Regions from separate parts of the Homo sapiens genome. Here region 2 is linked to region 1. Evidence: read pairs that join two places in POLR2A ChIA-PET (ENCODE). Cell type or tissue: OCI-LY7. All regions are shown on one strand. Each heading gives the region's core, and the rest is flanking DNA. Links, peaks and the distances in the headings are about the cores only.

Evidence for each region. ChIA-PET counts read pairs that join two places held together with the same protein. Peaks named below come from ENCODE experiments on the same cell type or tissue, not always from the same donor. Only the 100,000 strongest peaks of a DNase experiment are listed, where the experiment ranks them.
Region 2: POLR2A ChIA-PET joins it to region 1 with 12 read pairs; 2 of 35 experiments call an interaction of 5 or more read pairs at or near these places.

The regions. Positions count from the first base shown.
Region 1 is chr2:199,906,009-199,908,936 of GRCh38, reverse strand. All of the region lies in intron 2 of LOC101927687 (a long non-coding RNA gene), which reads left to right. Among named protein-coding and RNA genes, the nearest start is that of C2orf69, 3.8 kb to the left of the region's middle. In OCI-LY7, for the core only: no CTCF peak of the experiment used is centred there; a DNase peak (open chromatin) is centred at 1,806.
Region 2 is chr2:198,925,184-198,928,111 of GRCh38, reverse strand. No RefSeq gene overlaps it. Among named protein-coding and RNA genes, the nearest start is that of SATB2, 530 kb to the left of the region's middle. In OCI-LY7, for the core only: no CTCF peak of the experiment used is centred there; no DNase peak of the experiment used is centred there.

The DNA.
Region 1 (2,928 bases), core at 301-2,800:
TCTCCCTTTTCTCAGAGCTGGTTTTCCATCCCGGAAAGAGGTCTTACATATACAAAGTTACTCTAATCAGTTGTGTGAGTTTTCTCTTCTCTAACTGATAGGGTTCTGCACAGGGATTATATTAATGCTTATAGTGTCCAAAAGGCTATAGCTCACCTCTGGACTCTTGAGAGTTCTCAAGGGATCCTGCTGAGCTCTCAGACCTTTTTAATGCTATTCAATATAATAGAAAAGTTGCAAAATTGGAAGGAATCTGAGAAAGGCTAATTTACAATGGAAAGGACAGCATTAAAAGGCACAAACTCCAATATCTACAGGGGCCAGGTCTATATTATAAATAGTAAAATTGGCCACAAATAAACAATAGGGAATGTAAACACTGGCAAACTAGAGAGATGTCATATTTGAAGAAGGCAGTCACTATTCACTGCTAGCCAGTTGTAAAATGAAGGCAACATTTTGCCAAACCTTCAAACTTGTTAAGAGATTTCTCGACACAAATCAGATACAGATTTTTATGTTTCATTTGCCAACTTGTAAATGTTGACAACTAATTAAATTTGCTTGTAAAACACCGTATTAAATTAAATGCACACATAGGCCATATTTGGCCTAGGGGCCACAAATGTGCAGCTTCTCTACTGAAAGGTGAAATGGGTGGATACAGGAAGGCAGGAGATGGGGGAAAAAAATAGACAAGACAAAAAAGTCCGGGCACAGTGGCTCACACCTGTAATCTCAGCACTTTGGGAGGCCGAGGCAGGCGGATCACTTGAGGTCAGGAGTTCGAGACCAGCCTGGCCAACATGGTGAAACCCTGTCTCTACTAAAAATACAAAAATTAGCCAAACATGGTGGTGGGCACCTGTAATCCCAGCTACTCGGGAGGCTGAGGCAGGAGAATCACTTGAACCCGGGAGGCGGAGGTTGCAGTGAGCCAAAATTGAGCCACTGAACTCTATCCTGGGCAACACCGTAAGAGTCTGTCTTTAAAAAAAAAAAAAAAAAAGCGGGGGGGTGGGGGTGGGCGAGCAGCAAAAGCCCTTAAATGTGGCTTTCTGTGAGCAGTTGAGAGGGAGAGGAGTGGGGAAATGATTTTGAGAAGTTCTGTGAGATTTTAATTGGATCCCATTTGATGTTCTTTAAGAGATTGAAAAGTTTTAGTTTTAAAAAATTATTCTTGGTTTTGAATAGGTATTTTTTTGTGTTTTAATAAGCTTGTTTGCCAAAACTGGGCCTTGAGAGGAACAGGCTTCATATGAGGTATGCCACTCTAGCATGTAATTTGGCCCCCAAAGTGCTTGATAAAATAAAAATTAGAGAATAGAGCCATTTGGGGATTTGAAAGCTTATTCTTTGGCTAGTTTCACCAGCTAAGCAACACCATGTACCCTGTTCCTGTGGTATATAATTTATTAGACACCTACTTCCTCAAAATGCAAATCACTACATGTCAAGACCTTACAGATTATCTTTACCACTCAATGAATCCTCAAATGCAATAATTAGCTAAAAATACTTGCATATATTGTACTTTACTCAATGTTAAAGGGTAGAAAAAATTGAATCAATTCAAAATACAGCAAATCCTTAACAAAATATTAACAAGCTGATATGGTTTGGCTCTGTGTCCTCACCTAAATCTCATCTCAAATTATAATCCCCACATGTCAAGGGAAGGAGGTGATTGGATCACAGGGGCGGTTCCTCCATGGTGTTCTTGTGATAGTGAGTGAGTTCTCACGAGATCTTATGGTTTTATAAGTGTTTGACAGTTCTTCCTTCACACACTTCTCTCACTTCTGCTGCCTTGTGAAGCAGGTGGCTGCTTTCCCTTCTGCCATGATTATAAGTTTCCTGAGCCCTCTGCAGCCATGCAGAACTATGAGTCAATTAAACCTCTTTCCTTTATAAATTACCCAGTCTTGTGTATTTATTTATAGCAGTGCAAGAATGGACTAATACACAAGCCAAATCCAGCAACATATGAAAAGAATTATACACCATAAAAATGTGGGATTATCCCAGGAATGCAAAGTTGGTTTTTAATCTCTGAAAATCTATTAACATTATATACCATATCAATATAATAAAAAACAAAAATGACATAATCATCTTAATGGGCACAGAAAAAGCATTTGACAAAATCTAACACTCATGATTAAAAACACTCAACAAACTAAGAGTTGAAGGGAACTTCCTCAGCCTAATAAAGGGCATTATGAAAAACCCAACTAACATACTTAACGATAAATGACTGAATGTTTTCCCCCTAAGAATAGGAAAAAAATAAAGATGTTTACTCTTGCTACTTCTAATCAATATCATCCTGGAAGTTCTACCCAAGGCAATTAGGCAAGAAAAAGAAATAAAAGCTGTGTAGATTGGGAAGGAAGAAGTAAAGCCATGCAGATGACATGATCTTGAATATAGAAAATCCTAAGGAATCCACTAAAAAATTATTATAAATAATACACAGGTTCAGCAGGATGCAAAATCAATACAACAGTCATGTTTGTATATGCTAGCAATAAAAATACAACAATTCCATTTACATTAGCATCAAAAGATACTTAGGAATAAATTTAAAGAAATGCAAAATTATATAGTGAAAGCTACAAAACATTATTCAAAGAAATTTGAAAAGACCTCCCATATTAAATGGGAGGAAATGGAAAGATCTCCCATATTCATGGATCAGAAGACTTATTGTTAAGATGACAGTTCTTTTCAAATTGATCTACAGATTCAATGCCATTTGTATCACAATTCCAGCTGCCTCTTTTGCAAAAATGTTTAAGCTGATCCTAAGATGTGTATGGAAATGCAAGGGACCCAGAATAGCCAAAACAATCTTGAAAAAAATGATCAAAGTTGGAGGGCTCACATTTCCCCATTTCAGTACTTACTACAGAGCTACAATAATCA
Region 2 (2,928 bases), core at 142-2,641, 980 kb after region 1:
GTAACCATTTTTTTTTTCCAGAAGCTTCTTGTAAAAATTCAAAGAACAATTCCTTCTGCCAAACCTCCCACAAAGACTCATGCCTAAATTGTCAGTTAACACTTTTGTAGGGATTTCCTGACAATCAGTTAAAAGGAAAAGTTCTAAGAGAGCTAGGTGCTGGGTAGTGAAACTGACTCTCAGGGAAAAGATGGCTTGCTAATTTTGCCAGAAGCTGGCCTTAGCTGTTAAACTCAGCTGGCCATCAGGTACCAACCCATGGACAAGCATATAGCATGTGTCCGTGCTTCACTCTTGAGCTTCTCTTTGTATACATGTTCATTTTTACTTTCCTTACCTTTCTCAGATCTTCACTTAAATCACCTTAATATGAGGGAGTGTGTGTGTGTGTGTGTGTGTGTACACTAACCTTTTCTTTTTTTAATATCAACCTTTCTGAAAAGATGATTCAGGTAATTTTTGATGCACCATAGCTTTTTCTTTTTCTTTTCTTTTTTTTTAAAAGGCTTATTGAGATATAATTTACATAAAACTCACCCATTAAAGTGTACGATTAAATGATTTTTAGTATATTCACAGATATGTGCAATTATCACCACTGTCATGTTTAGAATATTTCAGTCACCAAAAAAAGAAACCCCATATCCTTTAGCAATTACTTTCATGTGCCCCGTCTCCCTATCTCTAAGCAGCTTTCTGTATCTATAGATTTGCCTATTCAAGAGATTTCATAAACAGAATCATATTATATGTGGTCTTTTGTTACCGACTTCTTTAACTTAGCATGTTTCCAAGATTCTTACATATTACTGTATCAGTACTTAATGTTTTTATGGATGAATATTATTACAGTATATGGATATATTACATTTTGCTTTCCATTCCATTCATCGATGTATATTTGGGTATCTTCACTTTCTGGTTATTGTGAATAGCACTGCTGTGATATTTGTATATGAGGTTTTGCTTGAACTCCTGTTTTTAATTCTTTTGGGTATATACTTAGGAGTGAAATTGCTGGGTCATGTGGTAATTTTATGTTTTAATATTTGAAGAACCACCAAAATTGTTTTCCACAGTAGCTACAGCATTTTACATTCCCACTGGGAATGTGCAAGAGTTCCAGTTTCGTTACTACTTCATCAACTCTTATTATTTTCTTTTTTTGTTAACACTATTATTATAGCCACCCTAGTGGGTGTAAAGTGGTATCTCATTATTGTGGTTTTGATTTGCATTTTTCTAATGATAAATTATGTTGAGCATCTTTGTGTGTGTATGTGTGTGTGTGTTGGCCATTTGTGTTTCTTCTTCTGAAATCTCTAAGTCCTGTGTCCATTTTAAATTGGGTTTGTCTTTTTATTGTTGAGTTGTAAGAGTTATTTATATATTCTAGGTAATAGACTCTTATTGGATATATGGTTTTCAGATATGTTCTTGAATTGTGTAGATTGTCTTTTTCACTTTTTTGATAGCATTCCTTTATGCACAAAAGTTTTTAATTTTGGTGAAGCTCAATTTGTCTATATTTTCTTTTGCTACCTGTGCTTTTGTTGTCAGACAGAAGAAACTATGGCCAAACGTGAGGTATGAAGATTTATCCCTATGTTTTCTTCTAAGGTTTCTGTAGTTTCAGGTCTTAACATTTAATTATTTGATCCATTTTGAGTTAGCTTTTGAAATAGTATGAAGTAAGAGTAAAACTTTATTATTTCACTTGTGGTATTCAGTTATTCCAATGCTACTTGTTGAAAAAACTATTACTCTCTCATTGAATGGTTTTGGTAGTCTTGTCAAAAATGAGTTGACCATATAGGCATGGGATTTATTTCTGGACTTTCAATTCTATTCCATTGATTTATATATCTATGGTTATTCTAATGTCACATTGTCTTGATTACCATTGCTTTGCAATTAAGTTTTGTAATTGAGAAGTATGAGTTTTTCATATTTTGTTCTTTTTTCAAGAATGTTTTGGCTCTTCTTGGTCCCTTACAATTTCCATATCAATTTTAGAATTAGCTTGTCAGTTTCTACAAAGAAATCAGCTAGATCTAATGAGTATTACATTAAATCTGTAGATCGGTTTGGGGGATATTGCTATCCAAATCGTATGTCTTCTGATTAATGAGCATGGGATACTTTGTTAAGTATTTTATTCTTTTTAATGTTATTATAAATTGATTTTTTCTTAATTTCTTTTTGGATGGATATTGCAAGTATAAGAAAGACAATTGATGTTTGTGCGTTGAAACCAAATTCTGCAGTATTGCTGACCTTGTTTATTCTTTTTTTAAAGTGAGTTTCTTAGGCTATTCTATATACAAGATCATGTCGTCTGCAAACAGAGATAGTTTTACTTTTTGTGGTCCGATTGGGATGCCATTTTTTTTGTTTATTTTCTTATTTGCCCTGGCTAGAACTTTAGTACAATATTTAATAGAAGTGGAAAGAGGACATTCTTCTTTTGTTTCTGATCTTAATGAGAAAATATCCAGTCTTTCACCAGTAAATATGATGTTAACTCTTGGTTTTTTATGGATATCTTTGACCAGGTTGAGGAAGTTCTCTCCTGTTCCTAGCCTGTAGAGTGGTTATATCATTAAAAAGATGTTAAATATTGTCAAATACTTTTTCTGCATCTATTGAGATGATTGCATGATTTTTGCTTTTTATTCTATTGATATGGGGTATTACATTATGATTATTAAACTAATCTCACATACTGGGGTAGATTTTCTCTTAGCTGTGGTATGTAATTCTCTCTTTTTTTTTTCACTCAGTTTGCTAACATTTTGCTGAGGGTTTTCATGTCCAGATTCATAAGACACATTGGACTGTAGCTTTCTTTATTGTGATGTCTTCGTTTAATCTTCTTTTCACAGTAACACTGGCTTCATAGAATGAGTTGTGAAGTGTCCCTCTTCT